Regions from separate parts of the Homo sapiens genome. Here region 1 is linked to region 2. A link is a contact called in ENCODE Hi-C data. All regions are on one chromosome and are shown on one strand. The core of a region is the stretch at or near the end of the contact, and the rest is flanking DNA. Distances in the headings are between cores, read along the strand shown. Region 1 holds the start of HELT (helt bHLH transcription factor). Region 2 holds the start of STOX2 (storkhead box 2).

Region 1 (7,107 bases), core at 648-3,147, 1.1 Mb before region 2:
ACTTCGTGTCCTTGGTCTCCATCCGCTCCACCGTGGTGAGGTAATGCACCAGGTTCTTCATGCACTCGTGGTAGCCATAGTGGAAGTAGTTGGCAAACTCCGCTAGAAGTTCTGCTGGAGGAACGAGAAAGCCCGTAGGACGGACACACCCTGAGTGCCCCTTCCCCACGCGAGCCCAAAGCGGGTGCAGGGCACCTCCCACCACATTTTCTGGCCAAAGTTCCCATTTGAGGCCCGCCCTCTCCTCTGCGCAGTCTTAGAGACTGGCGAGGCACGCGCAAACGCCCTCTTTCCCTGAGAGCCTGACCCCACCCACCCCACCCGGGAGAAGGAGGTGGAACCAGCCTCCCTGGGAACCAGTTCTCCCTCGCCGCCTTGCTGTCGCCGAGCAGGGAGAGGCGCCTTCGCAGGACCCCTGCCCTCCTGGAGAGTGGAGCTCTAGTAGAGCTCTCGGGAACACTCAGTCACTCCCCTCCCAGCCCCAGGGTCTCTGGGTGGCGCAGGCGCCTGGCCCAGGCGTCCCATTCCCTAACCTGTGCCCACCTTTTTCCCTTCCCCGGGGAAAATCAGCGGAGTGCAGTGCTCTCAGGTACTGAACGGTCATCTCGAGGATCTCCGCCTTCTCCAGCTTCCCGGAACTCTGCAAAAGGAGGAAGGGCCCCTCGCAGCGGCCCAGCGCCTGCTGGTCGGGCACTGTGGCGCTGGAGAGGACCAGCGAGCGGACGCGGCTGCGGATCTGCGCCAGAGCCTCCTGAGGTTCGCCCTGCGCTCAGGCCCCCCGCCTGGGAGGGGCCCGCAAGTGAGGTCCTCTGTGTCCGCGGGCTCGGGCGTCTCCGCAGAGTGGCCGCAGAGGCCTCCCAACGCCTGGCACCCGGCTCCGGGTCGCCAACGTTACCTGCTTCGCCAAGGCCATGGGCACTGTCTTGCCCAGCTCGTTCAAGCAGCGGTTGATCCTGTCCCTCCTCCGCTTTTCTATCACTTTATGAGAAACGGGGGTTCTCTGCGAAGAGAGGGTTGTATGTTTAGGATGGCTTTGCCCGGGAAGTCGTCAAAGGCGCGGCTCTAGCAGCTGGGTGCAAGCCGCCTCTCCAGCCGCGCACACTGCTCAGATTCGCTCTAGGAAGGGACTCCTGGCCCGCCACGCTCGGGCCAGGTGAGCTCTGCCTTCTGACGCCCGCGCTGGCGCGCTCCCCTTCCAGCCACCCTACCCAGGCCTTTGGGGAGGTGGCCGCCAGCCTCCAGGCAGGACTTCTACCTGGTTGAGCACCCTCCTCTCTCTACCCCACCCCCTTCCCAAACCACTCGAGATTCCTCCACACTCAAAGTCCCGTGCGGGCACTTCCCTGCCATCGGTCCACCCAAGTGGCGGGTCGGTGAGTCAGATGCCTCCACCACCAGGGCGCAAGTGCCATTTGGGCTCAGCCGACTCACTTTGCGTTCCTTGAGCTTGTCTGACATCCTGGTCAGTACGCGCCCTCGGGAGAGGCGGTGGCGCGGGGCACCCGTCCACTTTTCCGCCTCGTGTGCCTCCTCGAGTGTCCCAGGTAGACTGCAGCCTCCCAACTCCGAGGGCTGCCTTATAAAGCGGTCATCTAGGGCTCCAGATGCATTCACGAGTTGAATTATTCCATAGGATTAGGGGAGCTGCGTTTGGAGGATGTATGCATTCAAGATCAGTTTTAAAGAAGTTAAGAAAAAAAAAAAATTAGCAGCCGAGGGGGGCGAGCTGGGGGCAGATCAGCTTTGTTAATCCACGTGGCCCTTCAAAGGACACGTGATCGGCCCAGGAATAACATTTGCATGGCAACAGCTCGGGCGGGAAAAGGAGGCGGTAAACTGGGGCCGGCGGGCGAGCAAGCGCCTGCAGCAGTCGCGGGCGCGGAGCGCAGGGGCGCAGCGGCCGCGGGCACCGGGGGGCGAGGACCCTCACAAAACAGTGTCGCCTCTTTTAGTCCCACCGCTGAGTCTCACATGATCGCCTGTTTACAAATCCCAGCAAGCCCGCCGTCCCAGCGCCGAGTGCGTTTTAAAGCCTGTCCAGAGTCATTAAAGTAATTAAGTAAGCCTTTAATAGGCTGTTCCGCCGGGTTCAAGGGAGAGCTCTTGGAGACGGAGGCGCCCCGTTTGTTCCCAGGCTTTTCTCACACGACTTGGTGACACGTCCTTCTCCCCCCTTTTTGTTTACACCGCTTTATTTGTCCGGACATCCCGGCAGGTGTGGGGCTGCGGCTGGCACACGAGGCTCCCGCCTCGCCTCGCCTCGCCCCTCCCGCCGCTGTTTGGCACGCGACGCTCCCCCCTACTCCCTGACCACGTCGCTGGCTTTCTTTTCTCCCCACCCCTCCTGCTCCCTCTTCGCGGGGGGAAGAGGCTCAATTTGTAGCCTATTATCCTATACGAAAATGTCCATTGAAAAGTATGAATAGTTTCATTGGGCTAAATTTTAATAATGCCAGAGGGTGGGGGAGGAGAGACTGGCGGGCGTGTGTGTGTGTTTGTGTGTGAAGGGGCGGGTGGGAGGATTGGGGGGCAACACGGAGAAGAGTGGGCCGAGAAGAAAAGGGGGAATGCAGCTGGCCCAGGCAAGCATTATGCAACGTCACCTGCGAGAGGGGGCGCCTACAGACCCCTATTCATTTGCCTAATTTTGGTCAATTTAACAAACTTCAGGAGAAATTATTGTGGCTTTGTCAGGGAGGGTGAAGCCTTCTGATCGAATTAACAGCATGTTTTGATCCGGTAAATGTCATTAGAAAGGGAGAAACAATCGCGCTTAGAGGGCTCTGAGTAATGCGCCCAAGTGGAGACGCCAAAGCGCACGGCTCACAAAGGGAGCAAGTAGCTGCCACAGGGAACTTTTGTACCCGCCCATCGCCCAAGTTTTGACACAAAAAGGCATTATTTCATACTTGAATACGTTTAATCCAACGATTGTCTATTTTCTGCAAACATATTTTCACAGCATTGTTAACTTTTTATGTCTCCCTTTCGCTGGCGTCTTTTCTTAACGTTTGGGGGCGGGAGAGCGCAGACACTTTGGGCATCAATATTTGTCACTGAAAAGGGCCCTGTGAAGTTTGGGAAGTTGATCTCTTTTTTATGGTTTTAGAAAGCGAAAATATCGGGGGGAGGAGGAGGGAGGGAAGGCACGAACAGAAACGAGGGAGGAAATTTGCTGGACGGGCCCAAGGGGAAGGAGGGGGGCGGCGGCGGCTGGGAACTCTCTTGGCCGCCTGCGCCTCTGAGGGCAACCTGGCCCCGCGGCCAGAGGCCACCTCCCCCAGGACGGGCCTCGCTCACACTTGCTGCCTCGGATCCTATACTCTGGGGGCTCTGAGCTTGTGGGGTGTGGGTGGGGGGTGAGCTTTCTTGCAGATTGAAACGATAAAAATGATTTTTGTTTTATGGCCCTTTCTAGAGCCACCGAACTCTCACCTCTCTAATCTTTTCCATCTGGGAACAGCTGAGACCGCTTCTCAGATTTTTCTTCTTTTCTGCCTGCCCCTAACCCTGCCTAAATTCTCTCTGTTCTGCAGGGAGATGGCAGGGCCCAGCGCCCCCCTTGGGGTCGTTAGACCTTGGCAGGGGTGGGTAGGCGGCGCTCTTCTAGCTGGTGGGACCTGGGAGCCTCAGGGCGCAGAGCCAGGCCTGGGGTGCCAGGCCTCGGGGAAGCCATCGGCCCACCTGCTGCGGCCTGGGAGATGTGAGGGCTCGGTCTGCACCTCGCACCCCTAGGGTGTCCCTCTCGGTCCTGCCTCTAGTCTCCTCACGATGTTTCCTTTCTGCTTCACGCCAGATTGGACACGATCCGCACCCTCCCAGGTTGCTCTGCCAGCCGCGAGTGCCCTCTCAGGGGTTGTCGATTTCAGGATATTCACTCGCACACAAAGAGATTAAACGCGAACCCTTATCATCCAAATTAACTAACGTGAATGGGTAAAAAGGAGCGCGCACACTTCGCACTCCCACTCCCATTTTTAAGCCAGCGGCCCGGGCGTTGATCCTCTTACTGCCGGTGTTAACCGCCAGCTGCAGGCACCTTCCACGGACCACATTTCATTCCATGCACACTGTTTAATTTCCCGGGTTTGGTCTCGGCGCTTGGCTCAAGGCTTGCCCAGGGCTAAAAGTACCCGCGTGCAGGTGAGGGGGCAAGGGAAGGCCGGTGAGTGGAGACTTGGGCTCAGGGGCGCAGCCTCGCCCGGTCCTTGCGCGGCTGCAGCACTACCTGCGAAACCTGGAACGCCCTCCGCTTCAGGATAGGGAAGGACGTATTTCCTTTCTCCCTTCTCGGTCCGAAGGCCTGGGTCACACACGCTGCCCCAGAGTGGGGCGCCTCAGGGCTGTCTTCTCTTTGCTTCTCCTCAGGGTGAAGATCAGGAGTTCCCTGATCCTGGCCTAGTTTCCACGCAACATAAGAGCAGAGTAGGGAAGAGCCGAGGTTCGCCGGAGCCAGCCAGCCTGTTCAGATCCCAGCCCTACCGCCCACCAGCTGGGTGAGACTCGAGGCATCGTCCTGAATCTACTGTCCCTCAGTTTCCTCATCTGTAAAATGGAAATAATGTTTCTACTATGTTACCGGGTGGTCACTCCAGTGAAATAAGTAAATACAGACGAGGCACCTAAAAGAAGACTGGATCGTGCAGTTAGTGGTTTTACTTTGCCTGCAAATCTCTCCTACGGTGGCTCTTCTGTGTTTTACAGGGTAGTGTGGAGTTTGCACTGTTAGATGATTTTTCCACTCATTTCATTTTTTGCCCTCATCCCAGAGAAAGCTCTAGCCTCCCTGAAAAAGCCACAGTAATTCCTCCTGAAGTTTGTTTAATTGACCAAAATCAGGCAAATGAATGGGGGCCTTCAGGCACCCAGGTGACATCACATAGTGCTACTGGCCAGCTGTGTAGTCCCAGTGTGTGTGTGAGGCTGAAAGGGACTCTAAGCACAGGACCCCTCAGCATCATAGCCGTTCTCAAGGGACGCAAATATTAGCATCAAAATCAAAAGAAAGCTAGGAAGCAAGACTGCCTGGAAATTAGACAGTGCTTATTAAATATTGCTCTGCGTTCAGCCTCCTGGCAGCTAAAGACCTCTACTGGAGAACACAGCAATCACAAGCCGACCATGTTTATTATCGTTATTTTTAATACTATTTCTTTGGCTCCATAAGTTTGACAAGCAGATTGCAAACACAGAAGGATGGCTTATTATGTGTTTGCTTCCAGTTTTTAGAAATTGAGGATTTGTGGGCTTGGGGGCAGGGGATGGATGGAAAGAAAAGAATACAGTAACTTTAGACAAATTGCACTAAGACAAAGAATTCCAGGTAATTTCAAATCCCTCCCTCCACCCCTGCCTCCAATACACAAGTTGACTTTCTAGACACATTAACAGGACTGGAGATTTCATCAAATGTGAGGAGCCCTGGCTGAGAGCGGGAGAACACCAGCATGGCTGGCCCTACTGACTTCTGAGGTGCTGGGAAGATGAGGCCTGGAGGGAGCCCAACTCCTGGGCTCTGTTATGAAGTGAGCAGGATCTCAGGCTGCTCCTTCTGGAAAGGCCCATGAGAGCATGGCTCCAGCACCCCACTTCACGCTCGAGGGCCCTGAGGAACCACGAGGAGACTGGGATGCCCAATGGCAGGCGTGAGCGGCTGCCGGAAGTCTCCCATTTAGCATTTGTTGATTTGCTGTGTGAACTCCTCCAGGGCTGAGGAGGAGGGCTGGCTTCCTCCTGTCACTATCAAGGAGGATCTGGTCAGACTCCTGTGATTAGGGCTGGCAGCCCTTCTGTGGGACACCTGCTGCCCGTGGCTTGTATGATCATTGTCAGGAGGCATTGGCCGTGTCTATGCCCCCTTTACGCCTTTTTCTACCTCTCATGAGTCCAGTGGTAATGGCACATGCTGAGCACCCACAATGAGCCCAAGCTGGCAATTCCAAGTAGAAAGGGACTTGGTCCTGCCTATTACAAATGTGCGCTTGAAGAAAGAAGAAAGTATTCATACTGATGGTCCCAGTACAGCAGTCTCCACACAGCAGTCACTCCCAATGTCCGTCGCAGCAGCCATGGGTGGCATTGGCTATCCTGTTGGGCTGGCAGCTTCTCTGGAGTTTCCTTGCTCAGCACGCTAATTCCTCTGCTCTCTCTGGTCACCGGTAGTATTCTCAACCCAATAGTGACGCCACCAGGAAGAATCTGCCAGGAGATGCTTGTTGGTGCAGTCAGGCGGCAGTGAGAGGGGTCCTGGGGAGCACTTCAATCTCTCTAACCACAAGGACACACATTGAAGATGTCTGCTGCTATCTGAACCCCAGACCTGAAAGGAACCCAGAGACATGAGAAACTTGTATCCAATGCGAGGTGATTTCCCAGGGCTTTCGTTTTTAGCCCCTTCGTTCTTGTCTCTGAAGCAGCTTAGTTCTCTGCTTTCCAGCGCTCTTTTTAGGTTTAGTAACAGGCAGTGGACGTAGCAGCAGGGAAGCCACAGTCAGCACCACAACCTGTCAAATGATTCATGCGCTTTCACCTTCTCTACCCTTTGGAAGAAGTGTTGGAAACGATACACACACACCACTAGAATCTCCTGCCTCCAGAAGTTGGGTTTGTTTTAAGTAAAAACTAAGTGCTCTAATTCTTTGCTACTGGAAACGTGGTCCTCAGAACAGCAGAATCTCACCACCCAGGAGCTCGTTAGGAATGCAGAATCATAGGCCTCTCCCCTGACCTCGCTGAATCAGAACGTGCATTTGAATGACACTCCCAGTTGGTGTGTGCACCGCAGAGTTTGAGAAGCACTGCCGTAGCTGAAGCTGGAAGGCACCATGGCTACCTGATGAGCAAATCCCAGGTGGGAATGGCCGCCCCAGAAGGACAGTGGGGAGCAAAGGTGAAGGGAACTTTCAGGTTGACCTAACTGGAACCAATTAACTGCACGGACGAAAAAGTCTTCCTGTGAAGCACTCCTTGTTCAAACTGTGATATTTCCATAGGATATTTCCAGGACTTCCACCTACTCCTATATGCAACAATCTATTTCTTTCATGTCTCTCTAGACTTTGAGAGTAGTAGATGCTCAGAATAGTTGTTTTGTTGTTTTTTGTTTTA
Region 2 (7,010 bases), core at 3,477-5,976:
TTCAGATTTGGTAGCATGAGTTGGGAGCTTAAACAGTCACATAAGGCATAGTCTTCGAGACTTAAAGTTTCAGCATTCTCTAACTGTCCTTTTGCAAGAGCTCGCTAGTTTATAGGTGCCCGCTCTAACCTCTTGAGCTTAAGTGTAGTTTATCCTGAAGGTATCGGAAAGGCCAAGGCTAAATGTCAAGCCTATTGCTATAAATCACATTTCACACTGGTAATTACTTATTCGTGGAGAAAAGACTGTTTGAAATGGTGCTGTCTCATTTGCTATTATAGAAGCCTACAATTTTGCTTGAAGCACCTACTGTGTGGTACGGGATGCTAGACCAAAAGGAAAATTATTAATATCTATTTCTTGAAATTCCCAAGGCTCTCTCATGTCCTGAAGTTTAAAACTAAGTGACTGTTTCCCATAATTTTCAGAATATTTGTTGAGGGAGGGGGTCTAAAAATAGTCTCTTAACTGAAGTTATTTTAAGTCATTTAGTACATCTCTGAAAGGCTTATCTTGTCCTTTGAACCCAAGTAATTTCCCCACAACAAAAACCTTTTTTACTAAAAATCAAGTATAAGGATACCAGTAGTAATTAAACCAAATGGCTGAACAAACAGAAAGAAGAAATATGAAAGGCCTCATGTGTTTCTAAGTGGTTTCATTTTCTACTCAATATTTTATGTGACAAAGGCTCTGTTTGTATCCAAAGTCACTAACTTGATAAAAGTGGATCTCCTTTACATTTCCTAAAAGGATGAGAATGTCTTATAAATCATTTCCAAGTGTTTCAGTATATCATCTATTTCTATCAATACTCACATTTTGAAAGGAGCCATATTTGTAAAGGAAATAGATGAAGATACACATCCTTCCCAACCCAACCCCCAAAAGAGTTGCACATGAGAAAGACTCCACCTACTCTCCCAATCTTCATTGTAGGTGTTTGTCATCATGTTTACCATTTCCTTCCATAGCAGCAACACCTGCTTCTTATTCCATGTATTAGCTAACAGTTAAAATAAAGAATAAATGATAAGCCTCCCTCCCTGGGCAAGAACCGTATTATATCCAACCCTATAACCCCATGAGAATCCAGCAAGGCACTTCGCTCTTTGGGGGCACGCCATAAAAATGCTGAATGAATGACAGCACTTTTCTTCCATCTTTTGGTCTTCAGGTTTCTCAGCAGTAACCTAACATTGAATCTGAACAGAAAACCGCCAACCTGAAACAGGTTATCCTTCATTATCACCATAGGACCATCTTACCATTTGTAGATCAAGAAATAAAATAAGGGAATCAAGTACAATTAAAAGCTTCTTCCTCAAGCCCTCAAAAACGCCTCGCAGCACCTGCAATAGCAGACAAGTTCTTTTGCAAAGAATGCAAATGTGATAATGAGGTAATGCCAAGATAGATTAAAAAAAAAAAAAAAAAAAACTGGCTGCCTGGAAATGTGCCTGAATCATGAAACAGAGTGTTGCAGGTTTGTCGATGAAATGATGGCCACCAACCCTCCTATAGCTTCACAGTTGGTGTCAGGACCGGTTCCTTAGGAGGCATAAGAAAGGGGAACTGTGAAGTGTGGAATGAAGACATTCAAACCCTAAGTACATGAAACCCAGGATTATCTGAACACTTAGTGCAGCAATGGGTTTATGTACATATGTGTTTTGAGGTTAGGTTTGCATTTAGGTGTGTTTCAAAATTTACTGCCACAAGTCTGAAGAGTGTAGCAACCACAGCAGCGACTTAAATGACTGAAGTATAAACTGTAGTTGTCACTTTCTTTACGAATTTGGCTTTTCATGAAAGGGAAAATCAAGGGAGCCTTATTGCCAAAATAGTACAACATCCTTATGTCGCCTGACTTTGCAATAAAAAAGATGGTTCTTTTATTTCGGCTTTATGTTCGTGGAAATGCGGTCGCAAGGCATTTTTGAAGCATGAGATGCTGACCCCAGTTAAAAAGGACTTGCTGTTTTAGGAGAAAAAGAGTAAAGCTAGACTGTAAGTACCAACCACAAGCTTAAAATGATCTTCCCAGTTAAGACAGGGCTCAGAGTGATTTGGTACAGTATGTGGTTTAAAATAAAATCTCGGTTCTTCCATTACAGTGTGCTTAGAAGAAAATCTAAATTTTTCTCTGAATGAAAAATAAATAAGAACCGATGCCTTACACATCATTACATCCAAGTGGTTAAGGAGAAGTAAGGAGAAGGCAACGGAAGGTTTCCAGGCTTTTCCTCCTTCAGCATTTCCCTCAAGAATTTCATCCCTGGGTTCCCAAATCAAACCAAAGCCATTCCGTTGTATTTCCAAAAAAAGAACTGGCTCCTTCAGGAAGGCTTTTCACAGCACTGCATTTTAAGCGGAAATCTTTTTTGAAGCCTTCCCTTTCCATTTACCGTTTTGTTTGTCCCTCCTGTCTGACATGCAAACACATGATACAGCCTCCATTCTTTCCATACAGCCTAATTCAAAGCAACATATGTTAAATCCACACAGAATCATGTGAGCATTCAATCCGCATCCACACCATTACCCCCACAGAACGCGTTCAGTAAGCTCCAACACAGTTCTCTGCGTGCAAATCAGACCAGCCTGGGATGTCTGCAGGACTCTCCCCTGACTCAGCCCATCCAGAGCTGCGCATGGAACCTGTTCCTTTTGGAGAACAGGGGGCTGCTGGAAATACCCACTCAGATAACCGGCCACAATGCAGCAGCCAGCAAGCCTGGCACTGCAGGCAACCCTGGGCGCAGGATCCTCCACAAAGCTCGAGGAGGCTGCAGCGCCGGGGCTTGCAGTCATTTATCTCCCTGCAGCCAAAACGCCCGGCTCGTCCCCCCTCCCTCGTTTTACCTAACTAATAGCTCTCCAACCCCATATTGAGAGGGCCTGCTGTGGATCTTGGGAGGTACAAAATGGTGGATGGGAGCTAATTTTTTCCTGCTTTCCCCATAACTTATCGCATCCATCACTGCCCGTCCTCTCCTCCAAGCACCCGGGCCGCGGCGTACCGAGCACGTCCCGCGGCCCCGGCCCGGGGGCAGAAACGCGGTCACCAACCAACCTGATGTCATGTAGCCCCGCGAAGCCTGGGGCGCGAAGGCCGCGGGGAAACGCTTGTGCAGGCGGTAGTCCTTCTCGCTGCGGGACCTCATGCGGTCCGAGGCCCGGTCCGAGAAATCCGAGCTAGGCCAGGCTCGCCGCAAGGTTGTGCTCCGGGTCTTCTTCATGGTGGGGAGGGCGACCTGCCGCCCCGATCCTCGGGGCCTCAGCGCCGGGGCGCAGCGCGCTCCTTCATCCGTCTACGGCGGGCACGACCCGGGCGGACTCTGCGCACATTTTCCCAGCCCCTCCTCGTCGGCGTCTACACCGCCAGCGGCGGGTCCGGCCCTCCCCACGCCCCCCCACACCCCCACGGCGAAGGCTCCGATTTTACACACGTCCCACAATGCATTACACTTCATTTGCAATCCGCCCGGCTTATAGCTTCCAGATTCCTGGGGGGAAAGGCACGTTAGGAGGCTCCCCGGCCGGGAGGAGGCGGGGAGGGGGCGGGCGGGGTGGGGGCGCCGAGACTTGCAGCGTGAAGGCAATGGGAGCGCAGACAATGGCCCGATTCAGCGCAGGAGTGCTTGGCCAACTGGGAGCCACGGCACAAAAGACCCAAACAAATGAGGCAGCCGAGGCCTCCGGGGCTGACCCGGGATCGGGCGTGCGGGAGGCCGGAGGGGCGGCGGCAGACCCTCCGCGCCGGGCAGCTCAGCGCGAGGCGTGGGGATGACAGTGTCCGAGTCGTGTCCCCGCGGGCCTATCAGCCGCACGGCCCGCAGTCCCCGGCGCTGGCTGGCTCTGCCTCCGCTGCAGTCCCCGGGAGACAGTCTTCATCACAGAGGCTCGAGCGGGGGGCGCGTGTGCACAGGATCCGAGCAGGCTCTGCAGACAGCAGCTGCGGCGGGCGGGCTCCTGCGGAATCCAGGAAGAGCCCGCGTCGTCCCCGCGACTGCAGCGCCTCGTCAATCTTCCCCTTGCCGAGGCTCCGGGCGCTGTGCGTGCGCGCGGGTGGATGGCTGGGTGGGTGCGCCGACACGCATGTGCCCCCTACACATGCATGCTCCTACTTACTGGCCGAGGCGGCGCCGGAGCCATGGCTGCCAAGGACGCCGAGCCTGCGATCGACCCCCGCGCGGCGGCAGCGCTGCTCCGGCGCGAGCGCGCGGAACGGCTATTGAAGGGCAGGAAGCAGGACAGCCGCCCAGTCTCATGCTAATCACCAGGCTGCCTTAAGTTAGAACGCGGTTCCCATCAGGCTTCTCATTTTCATGTAAAACACCCGGCGGCGGCGCGGGGACCTTGGCAGCTGCCCCAGCCTGGAGCCAGCGCTTGGATATTTACATATTTTTAGGATGGTCCCTCCCGCTCGGAGAGAGACAGCGAGCCAGCCTTCGTGGGAACGGGGAGATCTGCGGTGCGCTGCCTGGCCCACCTGCGCCAACCCCAAAGGAAGCTAAAGCCAGAGGGAGGGGAGGCCACGGCGAGCTCCCCCACAACCGCACACGCCGGGGCGCCGGGTCCACGCAGCCTGGAAGACGCAATGCAAGTGGCCTGCAGCGCTTCCTCTCTCCCTCTGGAGTCCCGGTGTAAGTCACCGCCAGCCCGCTACGCTGCATTCAGGTCCACAGCTCTTTAGATGGCACGGCTCTGCACAGCTGTTTCTGGTCCAACAACCAATCGCTAAAGGACAACAATGCGCGCGGCGCGCGAGGGGAGGAGGGGCCAATGCGCCGCCCGGGCCTGGGCGCTGGGCCCGGGACGCGGGCCTGGGACCCGGAGGTCACGCCGAGTTAAAGGCGCCCAGCCACGTTGCTGCTAACCCCGACCACGCTTTGCACTGCCGTTCATTCAAAAACGGTTATCTCCTCGATTTGGGTTTTCAAAAATGCTTTGGTACAGTAAACAACGACAAAAATAAGCCCGATTTCCTTTTTCAGCGCTGCATTTGACATGTTGGTGCATTTTTTCATCTGTGACAATGCAACGTTCAAAATCATATTTATGCTGTTGTTTCATATTCACAGGTGCCAAGATGCAGAGACAGGGATATTAAATCTTTATAGGGATATGCTTCTAACAGGCTGATATCGCAAAAACAAGCCAGTGGATTCTAGCTGGTTAGGATTCAGGAAGTTCTAACACAATCTGTGCTATTCCAAGGCTTGAATTATTTGAGGGGGGTAGCAACTATCTTGAAGAACCAGGCAGAGCAGGATGGCGTTAAGCCACAGGCATTATAAAATCTAGAATTAGAGCTCTCCTCATTCAGATCTCAAGACCGCCCTCTATAACCTGTGGCCACTGTACTACCTCTTGGGATACCCAGGGTAAATAAATAAATAATCACTAAGTAGCCTATGGAATTTATATTTACATAATCAAAATGTATTACTGTCAACCAATTCACTAATGTTCTGTGGTTTTTATTTTTAATTGGGAAAGGCACTTCTAGTTCAATGTCTTCTTTCCTGTAAGAGAACTGCTAAGAACAGAAAGATTACAGCTTTAGAAGTTATAGAAGGCACTTTTAGTTCAATGTCTTCTTTCCTGTAAGAGAACTGCTAAGAACAGAAAGATTACAGCTTTAGAAGTTATAGAAAGCTAGCTGTATAAAGCAGGGATCCCCAATTCCCAGGCCATGGACTGCTTGGATATTTACCTACCCCACAGATATTTACGGACCCCGTGCAGCTTCTAGTCCTCGGCCCATTAGCAACCAGGCAGCACAGCAGGAGGTGGGTGGTGAAGCTTCATCTGTATTTACAACAGCTCTCCATTGCTTACTGGCATTACCTCCTGAGTTCAGCCTCCTGTCAGATCAGTGGCTGCATTAGATTCTCACAGGAGCACGAACCCTATTGTGAACCATGCTTGGAGGGATCTGGGTTGCGTGCTCCTTATGAGAATCTAATGCCTGATGATCTATCACTGTCTCCCATCACCTCCAGATGGGACTCTCTAGTTGCAGGAAAACAAGCTCAGGGCTCCCACTGATTCCACATTATGGTGAGTGTATATTTATTTCATTATATATTACAATGTAATAATAAAAGAAATAAAGTGCACAGTAAATGTAATGCACTCAAATCATCCCAAAACCTTCTGCTCTCCAACCCTACCCCCACCCCAGTCCAAGGAACAACTGTCTTCCACGAAACTGGTCCCCAGTGTGAAAAAGGTTGGGGGCCGCTGGTGTAAAGGACCATAAGGTAATAACAAGTTGTATTAATGAATGTAGGAGAACTGACATTTAGATATCTCAATTCAACAATTACTCAGTACCTCCCAAGAGCCAAAGGTGGTTATATGAATGATTATAATAGCTATGACTTAAAGCTAATGGTGACTGCTGTGGCAACTGTGATAGTCATTCATTCAGCAAACAATGGCTGACTGTCTAGAATACGCAAGCCCTGGGATGGGTGCTGGGCAAACAGAACACCACACATGACCCTGCAGCAAACCGTCTAGTATGGAAGAGAAACAGTAGGCAAATAAATGCAGAAATTGTGCTAAGTTCTATGAAGAACAATAATCTCTCTAAGAAATGACAGTTGAGCTGAGACCTACAGCATGAGGAGCCACTCAAGCAAAGAGTGGGGGAGATGGTGTTACAGAAAGGGGGAACAGTCTGTGCAAAGGCCCTGGGGTAGAAGGGATCTTGACTTTCTGTTGGAGGAAGTGGAAAAAGGCCACTGTGGCTGAAATTGGAGCACAGTAAGAGGGAGGTTTGTGATGAGGTCATGGAAGGATGCAGAGCCAGATCATGCCGGAACTTGCAGGCCATGGTAAAGGTTTTATATTCTATTCCAAGTGCAGTGTGAGCCGTTGAAGAGTTTGGATCAAAGAAGCAATGATATTTTTAGAATTTCTTTACAGAAGAAGAGGGAATCTGTTCGAAGGGAGAGATTGACTAAGAATTTTCTGGAAGTAAGTTTGAATCGCAC

What was found. A loop is a pair of places that touch in the nucleus more often than their neighbours do. Pooled maps may share reads with other maps.
Region 1: a map of naive thymus-derived CD4-positive, alpha-beta T cell shows a loop between it and region 2 (19-fold over the local background). The contact joins the promoter of HELT here to the promoter of STOX2 in region 2. A Hi-C loop is called at or near these places in 1 of 168 maps with a recorded cell type or tissue (naive thymus-derived CD4-positive, alpha-beta T cell), 9 of 37 single-sample maps with no recorded cell type and 10 of 50 pooled maps.

The regions. Positions count from the first base shown.
Region 1 is chr4:185,013,280-185,020,386 of GRCh38, reverse strand. HELT (helt bHLH transcription factor) reads right to left here and starts at 1,897. Exons shown (of 4, transcript NM_001300781.2): 1 at 1,432-1,897; 2 at 896-1,000; 3 at 544-640; 4 at 1-114. The coding sequence starts at 1,458. RefSeq lists enhancers at 1-193, 908-1,487, 1,488-2,066, 2,067-2,647.
Region 2 is chr4:183,903,023-183,910,032 of GRCh38, reverse strand. STOX2 (storkhead box 2) reads right to left here and starts at 4,726. Exons shown (of 4, transcript NM_020225.3): 1 at 3,077-4,726. The coding sequence starts at 3,242. RefSeq lists enhancers at 3,766-4,473, 4,474-5,183.